2 separate regions of the Mus musculus genome follow, and region 2 is linked to region 1. A link is a loop called in an ENCODE intact Hi-C map of the cell type or tissue named here. Cell type or tissue: heart. All regions are shown on one strand. Links, peaks and the distances in the headings refer to the core of each region. The heading gives the core; the rest is flanking DNA. Region 1 has its middle 10 kb from the start of Rbp7. Region 2 overlaps Ube4b (ubiquitination factor E4B).

Region 1 (10,038 bases), core at 1,303-9,302:
AGTCCATCTAGACACACACACAGACACACACAGAGAGAAGTGAATGTTTATTATTATGTGTTTTGCCTGTGTGTATATGTGTATGCAATGCGCATGCCTGATGCCCAAGGAGGCCAGAATGCATCAGATCTGGAACTGAAGCCACGGGTGATGGAAAGCCACCATTTGGGTGCTGAAAATTGAACCAGCCCTCTGGAAGAGCAGAGAATCTTCTTAATCACTGAGCCATTCCTCTCTCCAGTACCTGAAAATATTGAATTAAAAGAAGAAAAAGTAAGCAGGTGTGGTGGTGTGCACTTTTAATCTAGCCTGGTCCACAGGGCAAGTTCCCGGACAGCCAGGAAACCTCTTAAAACAAACAAAAAACTGAACCTATACAGTTCTCTTTTTATCTGCAGACTTCCTTTTCCTCTTCCTTTTTCCCCTTGTGAACTGAAGTGTAGCCGAATGGTGGACATTTGTCTAGTTTACACGAGGGCTTGGGTTTGATTTTGAATGCATGCAGACTGTCTAAACACACACAGACACACACACAAGAGGAAATAACTCTAATGTAGAAAATAGGAACCATGAAGCCCACAGGTGGCTCAGTGGGTAAAGGCACTTGCCCTAGGAATTTAGCAACCTGTACTCAATCCCCAGAACCCACATAGAGGTAGAAGGAGAGACCTGACCTATACACACACACACACACACACACACACACACACCTTACCCATACCTCTTAACATACCTTACATACACACCTCACATACATATATATATATATATTCCTTACACATGCCTCACACATACACACACGTGTAACATACATCTCATACACACACCTCACATACCTAACATATGCACACCTCACATACACACCTTACACACACATCTTACATGCACCTTACACATACCTCACACACTCCTCACACATATACCTTATACACGCACCTTACATACACAGCTTACACACACACACACCTTATATACACACAAATGATGATGATGGTGCTAAATGAAAGTTTTAAAACATATAAAACTCATGAACTGCTTTTGGGGGTGTAAATGATGTGAGCATTGTGGGAAACAGGCTCTCAACCCCTTAACAAGTTAGACACAGAGTTACTATGTTACCCAGATTTAACTCCTTGGCAGATATCCCAAATAACAGAAATCAGATATGCAAGCAGAATTTAATGCATGAATGCTCTTTGCAGCCCAGTTCACAACGGTTGAAAGGTGGAAGTCATTAAAGGGCCATCAACAGATGGTGGGGCAGCCATTTGTTGCCTAGCCGTAGAACGGAGTATCACTGAGACAGCTCAGACATAAAGGCGAATGGAAGCCGATGCGTGCAACAGTGCAGACAAAGCTTGAAGATGTTATCCTCAGTGGAAGAGAGCACGTGTTTCTTGTATGATCTCATTTATGTGAGGAGCCAGAACAGGCGGAATCCTGTTGGGTATGAAGTTCCCATTTGAGGAAATGACAAGTTCTTGAAGCCTATAAGCCCATGTCAGTATTCCAGACACATTCAGAAAGATCCTGAGGGAATTTTGCTGTTTTATTTTGTTTTGTTGAGGGGGGGTAAGTTTTTTTGTTGTTGTTTATTTGGCTTTTTTTTTCTTGGACAGGGTTTTTCTGTGTATTGTTGGCTGTCCTGGAACTCACTCTAGTAGACCAGACTGGCCTTGAACTCAGAGATCCACCTGCCTCTGCCTCCCAAACACTGGGACTAAAGGTGTGCACCAGCATGCTTGCAAAATCTTGAGTTTGGGGGGGTACAGTTTAAGAATGTGAGTTTGGAAGTCGGGCAGTGGTGGCGCACACCTTTAATCCCAGCACTTGGGAGGCAGAGACAGGTGGATTTCTGAGTTCAAAGCCAGTCTGGTCTACAGAGTGAGTTTCAGGACTGCCAAGGCTACACAGAGAAACCCTGTCTCAGAAAAACAAACAAACAAAAAAAGATGTGAGTTTGGTTATAGGCATAGTAGTGCATGATTGTAATACCAGCATGAGGGAGGTAGAGATACTTCTGTGAGTTCCAGGACAGCCTAGTCAACATAACAAGTTCCAGGCCAGCTAGAGCTACACAGTAAAACTTTGTCTCAAAAACAAAACAAAACAAACAAAAACAGTCATGGTGGCCCATACCTCTAATGCTTTAATCCCAGCACTCTGAGGGCAGAGGCAGGATTGAGGCTAGCCTGGTCTAGAGAGGGAGTTTCAGGACAGCTAGGGCTACACAGAGAAAAAAAGAAAGGTGGCAGGGGAGGGAGGGAGGGAAGAAGGGAAGGAAGGAGGGAGGAAGGAAGGAAGGAAGGAAGGAAGGAAGGAAGCAAGCAAGCAAGCAAGCAAGCAAGCAAGCTAGCAAGCAAGCAAGCTCTGGCTGCCCTGGAATTCATTATCTAGACCAGGTTGCTCTCAGACTCAAAGAGATCCACCTGCCTCTGCCTCCCAAGTGCTGGGATTAAAAGTGTGAGCTACTATGCCCAGTAATAATTTTAATGCAAGAAAGAAGTTATTGAGCTAGACAGCAGTTATGGTTGACAACGTTGCAAGTGTATTTAGTGCGCTGAACTGTGTTCTTTGGTTGAAAAGGTCACTTTGGGGGCTGTAGAGATAGCCTAGCACTTAAGAGTGCTTGCTGCTGTTTCAGCAGACCCAGGTACAGTTCTCAACAGCCACATCAAGGGACTCACGGCTGCTGTCATATCCAGCCTCAGGAGTGCCTGACACCATTTCTGGCCTCTGTGGACACATGCACACACACACATCTACCACCCCATGTCCACACATATACATAAATTAATCTTTACAAAATAAAAAAAATGAAAGGCTAACTTTGTTTTTTCAGTTCTGGGCACCAAACCCAGGGCTTCACAAATGCTAAACCAGTGTCTCACCACCAAGCTGCTTCTAGGCCCTTAAATGGCCAATTTGATGCTATGTAGACTTTACCACCTTCTTTTTTATTTTTTATTTTTAAGTTCACTCACAGGGATGGGTACTGTCAAAAGCCAGAGACTGACAGTTGTTGGTCAAGACGGGAAGAAAGCCTCCCTGTGAGAATGTCCACTGGTAACATCAGCGTGGAGCATTTTGGCTGTTCTTCCACAGAATTACCACACGACCTAGGAATTCCACTTCCCAGCCAAAGGGATTGAGGTAGGAATTCCAGTGAGGTTTTTTTTTTTTTTCTTCACTATTTTGTTTGGCTTTGAGCCATATAGTGTTCCACCAGGCTGGCCTGAAACTTGATATGTAGCTCAGGCTGGCCTGAAACTCACTTATATAGCCCAGGCTGGTTTTGAACTGTGACATCCTTCTGCTTCAGTCAACCAAGGGCTAGATTGCAGTTGCTACATTCTAACACTTTCGCTCATAGCAACATTATTTACACAATGAACCAGAAAGCAATGGAAGAAAGGACAGACTGAATGTGGTCTAGCAACACAAGGACTAGTAATTCAGCCTTAGGAGCTGGAGGAGAGATGGCGTTGCAGTTAGGAGCACACACTAGTTCATCCATAGGACATGGCCAGCAGCTTACAACAGCCTGTAACTCCAGAGGGATCTTGTGCCTCCAGCCTCTGCCAGCCACTGTACCTGATGCAAATACCATCCCCAAGTACACAGAATTTAAAATAATAAATCTTTAAAAAACAATAAAAGAAGGCTAGAGAGATGTCTCAGTGGTTACAAGCACTGACTGCTCTTCCAAAGGTCCTGGGTTCAATTCCCAGGAATCACATGATGGCTCACAACCATCTGTAATGGGATCCAATGCTCTCTTCTGGTGTGTCTGAGGACAGCAATAATGTAGTCACATACATTAAATAAATAAATAAATAAATAAATAAATAAATCTTAATAGCATCAACAACAACAATAATAACAGCATGCACTGCTTTTGCAAGAGGACCAGGGTTCAGTTTCAAGCACTCACACTAGGCTAGGCAGTCCACAACCACCTGTAACTCCAGCTCCAGGAGGTCTTCTTGAACACCTGCACACATGTGGCATATACATGTGGCATACACTGACATATTCATATACTCATTAATAAAAACAAAATCTTTATGTAATTCAGTCTTAAAAAGAGAGGGAATTCTGACTTACTTGTCAGAATATTATATTAATAGTATGCGAAATAAGCCAGATACTGGGACTGGAGAGAGAGGCCTCAGTGAAAGCATGAGGACCAGAGTTCAAATCCCAAGCACTCACATAAAAGCTGGGTGTGGCCAGGTAGTGGTGGTGCATGCCTGTAATCCCAGGGAGAGAGCACTCTTCAGGTAGTAGTGGTGGCATAGCAGTGGGAACAAGATCCTTTGTTTTGGTTTGGTGCACTCTTTCTTAAAGATTTATTTATTATATGTAAGTACACTGTAGCTGTCTTCAGACACTCCAGAAGATCTCATTGTGAGCCACCATGTGGTTGCTGGGATTTGAACTCCGGACCTTCAGAAGAGCAGTCTGGTGCTCTTACCCACTGAGCCATCTCACCAGCCCTGGTTTGGTGCACTCTTGAGACAGGTCTTGTGTAACCTAGACTGACCTTGAGTTCCTTGCATAGACCTTGAGTCCTGTACTTCCTGGCTCACTATGTTGGGTTTTACATAAGTCTCTCCATACCTGGCAGTATAAATGTTCTTATTTATTTATTTCCTTATTTGGGGACAGTGTCTCTCTGTGTAGTCCTGGCTGTCCTGGAACTCTCTCTATAGACCAGGTTGGCCTCAAACTCACAGAAATCCACCTATCTCTGCCTCCCGAGTGCTGGGACTAAAGGCATGCGCCACTACACCCAACATTATGAATTTTCTTAATGTTCCCCATTTGGATTGTTCAAAGTGTCCAACATGGTCGATTTTATGTGGGTTTTTTTTTTTTTTTTTTTTTTTTGCTGTCTTCACTGCTCACCTGAACCCAGGGTCTCTGCATGCTAGCCAAGTGTGCTCCCATGGAGACAGCACATTTCCACTTTGGCAATACATCTCTAAGGCTTTATGCCACCCTATGTGTATTTCATTTGCACTTATTTATTTATTATTTGTGTGCACGTGTTAACACAGGTGTGGAGATCAGAGATGACCTTTGGGTCCTCTTTACAGGACTCTGTTCTCTCCTCCTATCACATGGATTCCAGATATCACAAACACAAGGCTTAGTGACAGGTGCCTTTGTGTGCTGTGTCATCTCCCTGACCCTGATATATGTATTTTTACCACAACTAAAAGAGAAAAAAAAAAAGCTGGGTGTGGTGGCCCATATATTTAATACCAGCAGTAGGGAGGCAGAGGCCAGTGGATCTCTATGAGTTACAGGAGAGGTCAGCCTGGTCTACATATTGAGTTCCAGGCCACAGCCACAAAGTGAGACCTTGTCTCCAACCCCCCTTAATCCCAGAAAGGATTTGTGTATGTGTGTGTATATATATGTGTGTGTGTGTGTACTAAGGCTAATTTTTAAACATTGTTTTTGTTTGCTTGCTTTTATTTAGTTTTTTTTTTTTAAGGCAAGATTTTCTCTATTCCTACTGGGTAGGAATAAGTAAAAATTAATTAAAACCAAGGACCAAGCGTCTTCTCGGCTTCCTCTCGGGTGTCCCCGTGTAGAACTGCAGGTCACCTCCCTAACCACAGACTTCCCATTGTTCTCCGGCTCCACAGCTCTCCTGCTCCCCTCGAGTCCAGGCTGAGGAGCTGGAATTCTTGATCCTCCCAGGAAAGCTGGCTCGGTTCAGATAACTTGCTGAAGCGGCGTCGCGAAAAGCCTCTTCTTTTATCCCTTAAAATCCGCCCTTTCTCCGTGTCATTACACCTTTGCACAGACAGCTCAGCCTGTGCTTTGGGGAAGGACCGAGCCTCCTCCGCGCCCCGCGGCTCTCCGCAGTCCTCATCCGACACGTGGCAGCCCTTCTCAGCTCTGCACAGCGAGGTCCTGCAGCCTCCCCCTGGTGGACGCTTCGAGTTGAAACTCAAAGTGGCCATTCGTTCCAGTCTGCGCCCCGTCAGGCCCGCCAGCTGGCGCCAGCCTGCAGAGAAGCAGCGGGAGCCATGGGAGGGAAGTTGCATCCAGCGCGCCTGGTGCAGCTGTCACGTCATTGCCTCCACGGAAGTCCTTCCTTTGGCTCCTCAAAGTGTTCGGTTATTTCCGGCATAAACTGTGGGGCTTAGGCCTCAGACTCTTGAATCCTAGTTTGTCTGATGTTCCCCTAAATCTTTACTGAGTCCACTGAGGCAGGATAGAAAGAAAAACCATCCTGATGTGGGAGATAAAAGGAGTCCCTAGTTGAAACCTCATCTTCTAGAGCCGCAGCACAATTAGCATTTGCTGTGAAGGTGGCCAACATAAGGTTATATATATTTTTTTTCCACAAAAAAATGTTAAAATATCAATGAATTGGGCTTAAAGCCTAAGGGTTACACTGTTTCTATGTTGGCCACCTGGCAAGGAATGTTAATTGTGTTTAGACTCCTGATGCTGTGATTTCAACCGGGATTCAGAATGCTGTCCCCACATCTGGGTGGTCCCACGCTTGAAAACCACGCTTGGCTCCCCGCCATCCCTCGATCTATTTATTCCATGGCTGAGCAGCCCCGCCCCTTCGCGGAGCTGCAGCCTCACTTCCGGCTTCCAACACATTGCTCTCTCCCAGTGGGCTTCCTCCTCCTTCAGCTGCTGGAGGCCGAATAGGTCATCTTACCACAGTCCTCACCTTGCATCCTGCTTGCCTTTCTCTCTAGTTATCTTGAACTGCGGATTCTTCATCTAAAATGGTTGTTTCTGCTCCAGACGGAGTTCTTAAGTGTTAAGGGGACTTGCCCTAGGGCTTTCTACCTGGACCTTCTTATCTGCATCTCCAAGAGTCTCCCCCACCAACAGTTCTACCTCCTCTCTGATCACGCAGATTCCCTAAGGCCTAGATTCCTTTTACTGTTGTGGAAAAATACCCTGAGGATAGCAAGGTAAAGGAGGAAGGCTTCATGCTGACTCACAGTCCCAGGTTACAGCCCTTCAAAGCCTGGAGTCTCCCAGCAGGGACTTAAGGACCTTTTGTTCAGTCCAGGCAATGGTGTCTCCCAGTTAAGGGCCCTCTGGTCTCCTCTCCTCAATTAACTAAATCTAGATAATCCCTCAGAGGCATGCCCAGAGCTTGTCTTGGGCTAGTCTAGCTCCTGTTAAATTGATACCCAACCTACATACATTCTTAGTGTGACCTTCCTTACTGTGCACTCACTGATAAGTGGATATTACCCCAGAAACTTAGAATACCCCAGATACAATTTGCAAAACACAAGAAAATCAAGAAGAATGAAGACCAAAGTGTGGATACTTCATTCCTCCTTAGAATAGGGAACAAAACACCTATGGAAGGAGTTACAGAGACAAAGTTTGGAGCTAAGACGAAAGGATAGACCATCCAGAGACTACCCCACCCCGGGAGTCCATTCCATAATCAGTCACCAAACCCAGACACTATTGCATATGCCAGCAAGATTTTGTTGAAAGGAACCTGATATAGCTGTCTCTTGTGAGGCTATGCCAGTGCCTGGCAAATACAGAAATGGATACTCACAGTCATCTATAGGAAGGAACAACAGGGCCCTCAATGGAGGAGCTAGAGAAAGGAGAAGCTAGAGAAAGTACCCAAGGAGCTGAAGGGGTCTGCAACCCTATAGGTGGAACAACAATATGAACTAACCAGTACCCCCAGAGCTCGTGTCTCTAGCTGCATATGTAGCAGAAGATGGCCTAGTTGGCCATCATTGGGAAGAGAGGCCCCTTGGTATTGCAAACTTTATATGCCCCAGTACAGGGGAATACCAGGGCCAAGAAGTAGGAGTGAATGGGTAGGGGAGCAGGGCAGGGGCAGGGTATAGGTAACTTTCGGGATAGCATTTGAAATGTAAATAAAGAAAATATCTAATAAAAAAATAAAGTAAAACAAAAGAAAAGGGGATACTGAATTTCTTTAGTCTGTGTGCTAATTAAAAAGCAACAACTAATCTACATGGTTTAAAACTAAATAAAACAAATAAAATCAAGCAGAAGAAAAATAATTTGAGAAGAGAAAAAGGATCCCAGTATCTGAATGGGAAGGCGAGAGTTGTAAAGAAGAAAGATAGGCAAGTGGTGACATGTTTTAGAAAAGACATTATGGGAAATGTAAATGAGTTAAATACCTAATAAAAAATGGAAAAAAAAAAAAAAAAAAAGAAAAGACATTATGTAACCAATCATTTTATACGTTGAATGTATAGTAAAGCATTTTATAAATTGAGCAAATAAATTATAGAGAAAAAAGATCCATGTGAAGTTCTCAAGTGTTGATGTTCATCTATTAGCACATAGGTACAACAACAGTGTATGTGTTGGTCTGAATACAAAGGTTGTAAAGTTCTAATTAAAACAGCAGAGCCGGGCAGTGGTGGCGCACGCCTTTGATCCCAGCACTTGGGAGGCAGAGGCAGGCAGATTTCTGAGTTCAAGGCCAGCCTGGTCTACAGAGTGAGTTCCAGGACAGCCAGGGCTAGACAGAGAAACCCTGTCTCTGAAAACCAAAAAAAAAAAAAAAAAAAAAAACCAACCAAACAAACAAACAAAACAGCGGCAATGCTTAAGAATGTTAATAATAAAAATACATATTTAAAAAGAAAAAAATGAGGAAGGTCTGACCTTCCTCTTTTTTTTTTAATTAGGTATTTTCCTCGTTTACATTTTCAATGCTATCCCAAAGGTCCCCCATACCCACCCCCCCCACTGACCTTCCTCTTAAAGAAGCACTGGGGACAGGTCTGACCAGTGTGTGCGTGCGTGCATGCGTGCACATATGCATGCCATAATGCTCATGTGGACATTAGAGAACAGCTTGTGAGGAATCAGTTCTCTCCTTCACCAAATAAGGACTGAATTCATACTGTCAGAGGAGGGCAGGGGCTTTTACCCACTGCAATCTTGCTGGCCCCGGATTTTTTTTTTAATATTTATTTATTATATGTAAGTACACTGTAGCTGTCTTCAGACTCTCCAGAAGAGGGAGTCAGATCACATTAGGGATGGTTGTGAGCCACCATGTGGTTGCTGGTATTTGAACTCCGGACCTTCGGAAGAGCAGTCGGGTGCACTGAGCCATCTCACCAGCCCCCCGGATTTTTATCTATGTGTTTGGAAATTTTGCCTGCCCGTATGTCTATGTATGTAAGCGGCATATGAAAAGCCTCTTCTTTTATCCCTTAAAATTTGCCTTTTCAGCCAGGCGTGGTGGCACACGCCTTTAATCCCAGCACTCGGGAGGCAGAGGCAGGCGGATTTCTGAGTTCGAGGCCAGCCTGGTCTACAGAGTTCCAGGACAGCCAGGTTACACAGAGAAACCCTGTCTCAAACAAAACAAAACAAAACAAAACAACAACAACAACAACAACAAGACCTCCTGGCCTTCCAGCTAAAGTGCTTCCTGTTGGCATGGGTATCAAGGCCACCTCTACAGCCTCACACCTGGCCAGTGCCACCACCTGTCCACCTTCAGAAGCTATTTTTGAAACCCTTCTCACTAGCCTTGGAGGCAGGAATTACATCCTGTTTCCCAGTGTGTACTCTGCACACGGAACCGGCTCTTGAACACTCCTTAAAATAATTGGTTGTGCCCCAGGCCTTTAATCCCTGCATTCAGGAGGCAGAGACAGGGCAATGTCTGTGGGTTCAAAGTTAACCTGGTCTACATAATGAGTTCCAGGTGAGCCAGGGTTACACAGTAAGAACCTGTCTCAAATACTATAGATAGATAGATAGATAGATAGATAGATAGATAGATAGATAGATAGATAGATAGATAGATATAGAGATATAGGTATCTATCTATCTATCTATCTATCTATCTATCTATCTATCTATCTATAATGTATACAGCGTTCTGCCTGCATGTATGTCTGTAGTTCAGAAGAGGGGACCTCTTATAGATCCTATTATAGATCCTATTATAGATCCTTGTGAGCCACCACATGGTTGCTGGGAATTGAACTCAGGACCTCTGGGAAAGCAGCCAGT
Region 2 (10,038 bases), core at 585-8,584, 71 kb before region 1:
GCCTGGTCTACATAGCCAGGATAGCCAGAGCTACACAGTGAAACCTTGTCTCAAAAAATAAGCAAACAAACAAACAAAAAAAACAAGGTTTTTCTGGGTAGCCCTGGCTGTCCTGGAACTCCCTGGACTAGGATGGCTTTGCATTCAGAGATCTACCTGCCTGTACCTTCCAAATGCTGAGAGTAAAGGCATGTGCCAATTCATCCAGCTTAGTTAGTTGGATTTTAAAGACAAGGTTTTGCTACGGAGCCCACGAAGGTCAAACTAGTAGTCAATCCCGCATCGATCTCCCCAGTGCTGTGAGATTACAGACATGTGGTACTATACGGCCTAATTTTCTTCCATTTTGAAAAGATTAAAAACCATGTGGTTATAGTACAGGCAATAACCAAAATTAAAAAAAAGAATCCCATTTTTTTCCATTTTTCCTTTAGCTGTTTTTACATGATAGACATGAAATATAGGGCTGGAGAAATGTGATGTCAGCAGTTAAGAGCACTGACGGCTCTTCCAAAGGCCCTGGGTTCAATTCCCAGCAGTGACATGGCAGCAATCGTTGCTAACTCCAGCTGCGGGGGGTGGGGGGATAAAGTGCCCTCTTCTGGCCTCTATGGCCACCAGGCATGCATGGAATACACAAGAATACAAGCAGAAAAATACACATACTCATAAATAAAATTTTGTATTGTCTTATTTTTGTTTTTCAAGACAGGGTTTCTTTGGGTAGCCCTGGATGTCCTGGAACTCGCTGTATAGACCAAGCTGACCTTGAACTCATAGAGTCTACCTGCCTCTGCCTCCTAAGTGCTAGGACTAAAGGCCTCCACCCCTGGCATAAATGAATGAATGAATGAATGAATGAATGAATGAAATATGCAATCTTTTATTAACCTTGAGAGCTATACAAAACTTTCTGAAAAAGACAAATTATAGCAAATTATCCCAAATATTTTCCCTACAACTGTACTTTGGTTTATCTTGTTTTTATGAGACAGGGTCTCAATATGAAACACAGGCGGGCCTGCAACTTCCTATATAGGCCAGACTGGCCTTGTGCTGGTGTTGCTCCTCCTGCCTCTGACTCCTGAATGCTAGGACTATAGATAATGTCCCTCCTCACCTGGCCCCCACCCCCGTTGTTCTCTAGTACCTAGTAACAATCAATGTGGAAGCACATGGAATGTCGTTATTTTGTCAAAAACAGACAATGATCCCAAGCACTAGATATTAAATTATCGATATTTTGCCTTGGCTCTACATATTTCAAAGTATAGAGAACTCTTAAAAAATAAATAGGGCTGGTGAGATGGCTCAGTGGGTAAGAGCACCCGACAGCTCTTCCGAAGGTCCGAAGTTCAAATCCCAGCAACCACATGGTGGCTCACAACCATCCGTAATGAGATCTGTCTCCCTCTTCTGGAGTGTCTGAAGATAGCTACAGTGTACTTATATATAATAAAAATAAATAAATCTTAAAATATATATACACACATATATATATAAAATAAATAAATAAATAAATAAATAAATAACTTCTTTTTTTAAAATGTTCCGTACTACTTAGAAAATGAAGAAAACATTTTATTTCCACCGTTTCTACGAGGAGGAAGTGCATCTTTACTCCTAAATACCTCGCTATCCTTAGGTGGCTGTATGTTTATCGCATGTTGTTCCTGCATGTATGTATGTTTCTGTACGACACCACATGTGTACAGTGTCCAAAGAGGCCAGAAGAGGGCATCAGATCTACTGGAATTGGGGTTACAGATACTACGCCCCATCATGTGGATGCTGGGAATTGAACCCAAGTCCTTGGCAAGAGCAGCCAGTGCCCTTAAGTCTGAGTCATCTCTCCAGCCCGAGCTCTGAGGACTGAGAGACAGTCACAATACAGGACCCAGAGTTCTCACCATGGTATAAAACAACTGGCGGCTGACAGGCACTGAGCGCTGGCCTTCCCTACCCACCCAGAAGCACAGCAACCGAGTGTCGTCCGTCATACCTGGGCTGTGTGAGGGAACCTTGTAGCACTAGTGCGGTGTGGGAGATGCACTGCGAGCGGATGTTGCTCAGAAGCTGGCTGACTGCTGGCTGGCTGCACATCTGAGAAGAGAGACAACAGTCAGCATAAAGAACCAAAAAGGCTGGGAGCAGAGGCATGGCTATGAAATGGCCTGCTTCTCTCACCCTGTGCTCCTAATGGACCAAGTAAGGCAGGTGTGCCCACTGTACCGAGGTTAACCAGAGAAGACGGCAGAGCCACAGGGCACACCCACTCCATTTCCTTTTGGGCGGAGTTATAACACACTCTGAGGCAGAGTCTTTTGTACAGTAGCCCAGGTGGATCTCCATCTAGAGCAATCCTCCTGTCCCAGGCTCCCGGGACCACACCCAGCATTTGTTTGCTTTTGCTGAGATTACGAACAACAGTTTCTTTTTCTTTTTTTTAAATGTGATCTCTTTTAAAATTTTTAAAGAATTATTTCTTTTATGTATATGAGTATACTGTAGCTGTCTTCGGACACACCAGAAAAGGGCATCCGATCTCATTACAGATGGTTGTGAGGCACCATGTGGGTGCTGGGAATTGAACTCGGGACCTCTGGAAGAGCAGTGGGTGCTCTTAACCGCTGATCTACCTCTCTAGCCCCCAAGGACATCAGTTTCTAACGTCAGTCTGGTATCAGTGAGATGTGAATGAGGGGATATGGAATGAGACAGCGGAAGGTGCCGGCCGTGGTGGTGCACACCTCCATCTCAGCTTCCAGATGCAAGTGGATCTCTGTGTTCAAGGCCACCCAGGGCTACACAGAGAGACGATGTCTCAAAAACAGGGCTGGGGCTACTTCCTTGTCTTAGCATGGTCCTGCAGCTTGTACAACTGCAGCTTCACCTCTGAGGAGTATCACTCACTCATGCGGCTGTGGGGACTCACTGGGCAACTGTGAAAATCCAAGCTCATGGACTGTAACAGTTGCTGCAGTCCAGGGAACGGATGCTCTGTAATGTCGGATGTTTGTATGGTTATCTCAGGCACCTAGCAGTATGGTTTCAATAGAAATATGCCCCTGGAGGACTTCTTATGTTATAGGCTTGGTTTCTAGCTGATGGGCATTTTTTGAGGGGTGAAGGGGCACCAGAGCTGTGGCTCTAGCTTCAGCAATGCACTGACTGATGATACGGTAGGATTGGCAGGTAAGGCCTCATGAAAGGAAGCAGGTCAATTAGAGTGTGGCTGAGCAGTCTAGCTAGCTCATCCCAGGACTTCCTCTGCTTTCCTTTGCTCCTTGGTCACCATGACAACAGCAATTTAGCTGTACCACACCTGTCTACAAAGATGCTCACCATATCCCAGAAACAATGGACTCATTTGGTGATGGATTTAAGGACCTGTGAGCGTAATACACCTTTCTTGCTTTGAGCTTCCTGGACATTCTGTGCTAGCACTGGAAAACTGACACAATCAGCAATTATCAGGACCACGGACATCATGGGCAGACAGAGGAGAGGACAGACTCCAGAGCCCAGGCGCGCCCACTCACAGCGGAGCTCTGGCATAAGGTCTACAAGGTGCTGTGAGTTCTCCAGGACTAGATTCCGTTCTCACAGACAGGCCCTAAGAGCTGCTCCTGCGCAGGGGTCAGCACAGGCATAAATAAGCTCCGCAGTACCTTTGGTGCTTTTTTTTCCTCTATTCCAACTCGGTCAAAACACTCGATGAGGTAGTTCAGCATGTCCGTCTCTTTGCAGGTTTCAATGGTGAAATGGTCACTGTACGAATCCCAGTTACTTGCTCCACCAGAGGCTCCCAAACTTTGGAGAAGAGAAAACAGATTGACAATGCTTTCCTCTTCAGTACCACTCCTAGAGCACAGCTTTCTAGAGCACAGCTGGCCACTTTGCAGCAGAAAGCCGGTTAGAAGCCTGCACCCACGGTGAAGCACAATTTCCCCATGCAGCCACACTGCAGCTCATTGCTGCTTTGTCTGCGCCCAGGCCAACCAATGATGTCTGGGAAACACCCTAGCCTGTCAGGGCGACCTGGCCTTGCTGGGGATGCTAACTTACAAATCGGAAGGACTAGAAACTGCTGCTGAGCGTTGAGCAGGCTGGAGTCACCACAGGTTCATGAGCCAAAACGAGTGGCACCACTTGGGCAGACAGTGCTATAGTCTCTCACGTTAGGAGAGATGCTCCAAGTGACTACTAGGGTACCACTCTCATCCTCAAGATGTCTACACAGACCTGAAGAGACTTCACAGCATCACAACAGGCCAGAGAATGCCAAGTTGGAAGGAAAAATGAATGTGTTTGCTATTGAATTTTCAGAAATTTCAGTGAACAAGGAAAAGCAAATCAGTGAAAACCAAATAAACAAAAATCTTGCACAAAGAGTAAGCGGACTCAGGGCGTGGTACCAGCTTAGCTTGTTCCCTGCAACAAGAACTTCCACTACACCTGCAGGGGGCGCTGTGGAGCCCTGCTACTACTATATAATATATATAATAACTATTCCCAGACAAAGGCCAAGCAGCACAATGGTGAGGTCCAAGGATACTGGACAAAGAAGCTGAGGTTAATCTCCAACAAAACGGATGTTCCAGTACCACACTGATTTTTGTGTTTGTACTTAACACAAAAATCACGAAGAGATGAAGACAAAGGAAGAAGCAGGAAATTCTGAAATAAAGGGGGAAAGTTAGGCAAAAATATCCCCTATGGAAGATGACAGAGATGGGAGACAGCAGGACTTGACATCTCTCCTTCAACCCCACCCAGACAAAGCACAGGAACTAAGAGATCCAATTAAGAACTGAGAGAACAACAATAGGCTACACACTCAGTCAGAGAGACAAGCGTAACTACATTTGGAAAATGTGCGCTTAACTCCCCTTGGCATTTGGGGAAACACATACAGCAGACGTGAGAATGGAAGTGGGGTGTGGAGGTGACTCAGTGCACAAGAAACCATGCTGCAAAATCAAGGCTGTCCCCCAGGGACTAACAAACCCGAATTACTGTAATCTAACTCCAGTGTGTTAACATTTTTAAAAGGAAAGAATGAGGCTGAGGGGAAGTCTAGGGACGGGGCAGGCCTCCGGGCTGCAGAGCACCTAGCCAGACCTAGGACAACAGCAGACGCGGTGGCCTGGAGACGCTGAAGCAGAGTACGTTCATCCTCACAGCGGCAAGGAGTGTTCAGGTGTGCCTTACTCACTAAGCCACACTCTGGAAGGTCCCAACTGGCTGGACAGCAGAAGCAGGAACAGTGTGAAGCGCAGGAGACAGGCACCCAACAGTGGATTCAAACCTACCACAAGCGTGCTGATAGAGCAAGCCCTGGGAAGTTCACGGGGAAAGCCTGCCTGACCCACAGCAGCCTGAGTTTTACCTGGGACTCCCTGATTATGTTCACTGCACAATCCAAAGGCTTTGCTAATATAGCCCTGCTCCTATGTGTAATTCAGTCATTGTCCTTGTAGCAGCTCTCACATAAGTCAGTGAAAACATAACTTGGTGGTTAAAATGAAAATTTTAAACTATTTCCTGATAAGCACACATTCAAACACTTTCTGAAGTTTAAAAAAAAATTAAAAAGTTAACATTTGATGCCAGGAGATCCTTGCCAGCTGCACGGAGTGTGACATGGCACCCAGATGAGCACGTGACTTGTGCCTGAGGGTATGAAGCACCTGTGGCGTGGGCTCAGGCAGCTGTGGCTCGAGTTACAAACAGCTCTCAGCAATACACTCCACTGAACAACCACGACACTGCAAGTGTTCCCCTAGAACGTGAAGTGGCAGGTGACCGGTGCACCGGCTTACACCTGTGATCTCTGCACTCGGGCAGACGGGCAGATGCCTAAGATGACCAAGTATGTAGAAGTCTATCCATCCTCTGCGAGACCTGAGGAAATATCAAGGAATTTTCAAAGCTAAGAGATGATTCATGAATCAGACAGCAAGCAATTAGCGGATTTACATCAGAAGGGGGATAAAGGTGAGATGAACCTTTAACCCAACACAGACAGAGAGAGAAAATACTAGCTCTATCAGTACTCAAAGTACCCAAGGAAACCATGATCCCAGTCTCATCAACGCCAAGTCAACAGTCAGAGGTCAAAATGACGGCAAAGATACTCAGCACAGACTCTCAGCACATTAACCTCGTCAGGAGCACAGCCGAGGGGACGTCAGCGGCAGTGGGATGGTCCCGCTGCTCAGCAGGTGAGGAGGCTGAGGAAGGATAACCACCAGTACTGACGACACAGCAGGTCCCCAGCCTCCACACTCATGATCCTTGCACAGCTCTGACATCCTAAGATCCTAGAAACGTTTCATATTTAAGTCCCAAGAAGGGACAGGTTAAAAACTTACACCAGCATTTTCTAATAACGACATCAGCAGTCTGAGTCAGTCAGCACTGTGAGGTGCTAATCAGGTAACTACCTCCTAGAACAGGAGTGTAACAGAATATCCCAAACAATGAAAATATTCTCAAAAATAACACACATCTCATGTCCAGGCAGACCAAATTACATTTCAAATGTACCAATAACAATCACCTGCGTCTTACAGGATCCTGTGTGTTTCCTTCTCTAATGGGAATACTCACATTTCCATTTACCTGGAGTGTTCTTTCTACTCCAGCGCACGCGTGCCTATGAGTGTGCGTGTGAGTGTGCGTGCGTGTCTGTGTGTGCTCACCACTGAATGCTGTACCCTCGGGAGCTCACTGAATGCACTGGACATCCTTCTGCCTGCGTTTCCTCGCCAGCACTCAAACCACACCCATGTGCCACACTGCCGCACCAAGTTTGTTCTAAGCACATCTATGGGACAAACCCAGGTTCCCAGGCGTGCACCCCGACTCAGCCATCTCTCAAGCCTCCCATTTACCAAGCTCTTATGTATAGACCTTGAAATTCTGTATTTTCTCAAGCTAAGGCCCAGAGTTAATCAAGTTCACACCAGCCGATTCACTCTACAAATGTGCACACGGGACCACTGTGTGCACCGTTCATAGTCCAGGGACTCTACAATGAATGACACAGATGAAGGCTGTCAGTGAATAAAGGCAGAGACTGGGTGTGGCGCAGCACTGGGAAGTTGCACGAGTAGGCACGGGACTGTTTCGTCCCTAGGTCGCTACAGTCAGACGTTAGCCCCTGAGGAGATGACACTGGAGCCCAAGCCTTGAGGAAAGTAAGTGGCAAACTGCACAGCTCTCTGCAACAAGAGAGGATAGGAGTCCTCAGGGCGGTAAGACAAGATAAGCCTTCCCTTACAGCCTTATGGACTCTTCCCTGAGACAATTCTTACCCCCCTACCCCCCTCCCCCGCGCTGTTTTAAAAAAAAATTACATTTATTCATTTAATGTGTATTTCTGTGTGCACATTTGTGTACGAGTGTGAGAGCATGTGTATGCATGTGCAAGCGTAGTATGTGCTCGCAACTGCTGAGCCACTCCCAGCCACCAAGTCTTTAGTTTTAAGTCTAGATTCTGCATATGAGGGAGAAAGTGTTATTTGTCTTTCTGGGCCTGGCTTACTTAATAAAATGATCTGTAGGTATTAAAGTCCTTCCACAACATGAACTCTGACGACCTTCAAACAAGGAGTGTCTTCAAGGCTGTCAGCATACAAGCCCTTTCCTGAGAGGCAGCACTATTTTTCCAAGGTGATTTATTTCTTACCTCTGAAAGACTGCTCTGTGGGACTGCTTTTTAGCTTTCTTTCTTAACATGATCATTCTATTATACAGAAAAATGACTCATTTTCCTGCATCCCACGACTTCACTTAAAGTGCTAGTAAACTTTGCAGCTTTCTGGTTGGGTTAACATAGATCACAGAGATGGAGAGATGGTTAAAGGTATTGGTTGCTCTCCCAGAAGACCAGGTTTGGTTCCCAGCACCCACATGGCTGCTCACAACCATCTCTAACTCCAGTTCCAACCTATTCTGGCCTCCAAAAGCACCTACATGCTTCTAAGTGCACACACACACACACCCACACACACACACACACACAGAGGCACAGACACATGAAATAATACAGTTTTAAATAGCTACAGAATCAGGCTGAGGAAACGGCTCAGAGATAAAGTACACCAGCTGCTCTTCCAGAGACCTAAGTTCAATTCCCAGCACTGTCGTGTTAGCAACTATTAACAATTGTCTGTAAATCTAGTCCCCAACCAGCCACCAATGTGATACAGACACACAAACGCAGACAAGACAACCCTACACATAGAATAAATAAAAGAAATCTTAACAAAGAGGAGGAGGAGGAGAAAGCTATAGAACGACATCTCCTGTACATAGAGATAATCTGACTTCAGGGAACGTGGTGGCCACGCCTTTAATCCCAGCATTGAGCAGGCAGAGGCAGGTGGATCTCTGAGTTCAAGACCAGCCTGGTCTACAGAAGGAGTTCCAGGAAACCCTGTCTCAAAAAACAAAACAAAAGAAAATCTGACTTCTTTCTTATTCACAGCCTGTTTGTTTCTCTGTTACTGCTCTGATTGCTCTGGCTAACAATCCCAATACCAAGTCACAGGACATCCTCAGCTACATAAATTTATCCCACAGATAAATCAAAACATGCTCCCACAGACGTCTGCTGTGTGCAATGGAGTCACATGGGATTCTACAAGCAGGAAAAAAGATTCCACTCAAAAAGAAACAAGTTCTTTTGCTACCTCTTGCTGTCCTGACCTCCATGTATCCTCAAACTCTCGATTTGTTTAGTGTTATATCCTGCAACCATCTTCATACACTTTATCTGGAGTCTACTCGTAATCTCCAATAGACAGGCCAGATATCTCATTTCAGTGTAGCCAAAGAAGCTGGAGCCAACTGATGAAAATGTAACCTTGTAACTGAGCCTAAAAACGCTGGCCCTTCTGTCCAAGAACAGAAGCCACACAAAGAACCTGAGCAGCAGAGATGAAACTCAAAGACCACAGCCGTCCTCCCGCTGCTCCAGTCCAAGTCCCATCACAGAGAGCACACAGGCGATGCTGGACAAGCACCGATCCACAGTCACACCGCAGCCAGTGGATAAGCACAGAGCCTGGAGCTCGGGCACGGCTGGACACAGGGAATCTACAAAGGGACGTGTCAGTAAAAGCAGGACGCGATCTGCTAAAGAACTAACCAAAACATTTCGCCCACAGACAGCTCAAACCAAACCAAATGAAGCATTTTACCACGTATGGAAGCCACTCCTAGGGATGTCTGCTGTGTGAGCTGTCATCACACAGACGTTACAGGCACAAGACACACACAGTGGCCTTTGGTAATATCTGCTTGGGAAAAGGTAATAAAAAATTCAACCTAATATAAGCATCTCTCTTTTGGGGTCACCTCGCATCAACATTCTTCTCTCTCTTCAGGAGCTGCCAAACCTAATGACGCGCGCCCAGCTCCTGCTGCAGTCTCTACTTCTAGCCTGGAGTTATTTGTACTGGGCACAAACACAAACTGGGTGGGTCCAGAGGGAAATTCAGTTGAAGATGTAGAAACAAAGGGTCATTAAATTTGTGTGCCCCAAATCATCTAGAAATGCAGTTTCTAACCCAGTTTTCAGAGTGGGGGAGAGCATTGAGTGGCCCCAGAAACAAAAGGCCACTGCTCAATTGAGACTCAAGAGATGCTCAGGGAGACTCAAGGTCATATGTAAAAAGAGAATCCCAGTTACACTGGACTGCGTGATGTGGAAGAAATGGCCACACACCCCCAAACCACAGTGCTAGTCTTCAGCTCCTACAATCTACACAAGCATACTCAGGAACGCACTGGCAATGAGCAGTGGAGGCCCCTCATCTCCTCCTAGCAGGGGGCAGGGGAGCTTAAGACTGAATGGCAGTTCAGCGCTCTCTCCAGGCACGTGACAGATGACGCAGATATGCTGAATTACCAGTTTAACGAATCGTCTATGTGTCACTTCTTCCCAGGGTAAGGTCCTCTCACTTCAGTGCACACTTGCTAGTCTTCCTCACTTAACACTACCCTGTCTGGACTCAAAGCAGAGAG

Evidence for each region. Hi-C counts contacts between places; a loop is a spot of excess contacts. Peaks named below come from ENCODE experiments on the same cell type or tissue, not always from the same donor. Only the 100,000 strongest peaks of a DNase experiment are listed, where the experiment ranks them.
Region 2: a loop joins it to region 1, with 4 times the contacts of the local background. A loop is called at or near these places in 9 of 42 quality-filtered maps.

The regions. Positions count from the first base shown.
Region 1 is chr4:149,439,505-149,449,542 of GRCm38, forward strand. No RefSeq gene overlaps it. Among named protein-coding and RNA genes, the nearest start is that of Rbp7, 10 kb to the right of the region's middle. In heart, for the core only: a CTCF peak has its summit at 5,950 (motif pointing left); DNase peaks (open chromatin) are centred at 3,101, 5,987 and 6,597; H3K4me3 peaks cover 1,533 bases; H3K27ac peaks cover 2,477 bases.
Region 2 is chr4:149,369,157-149,379,194 of GRCm38, forward strand. Ube4b (ubiquitination factor E4B) reads right to left here. Exons shown (of 27, transcript NM_022022.3): 7 at 3,672-3,813; 8 at 2,003-2,103. Among named protein-coding and RNA genes, the nearest start is that of Ube4bos3, 40 kb to the left of the region's middle. In heart, for the core only: a CTCF peak has its summit at 4,457 (motif pointing right); no DNase peak of the experiment used is centred there.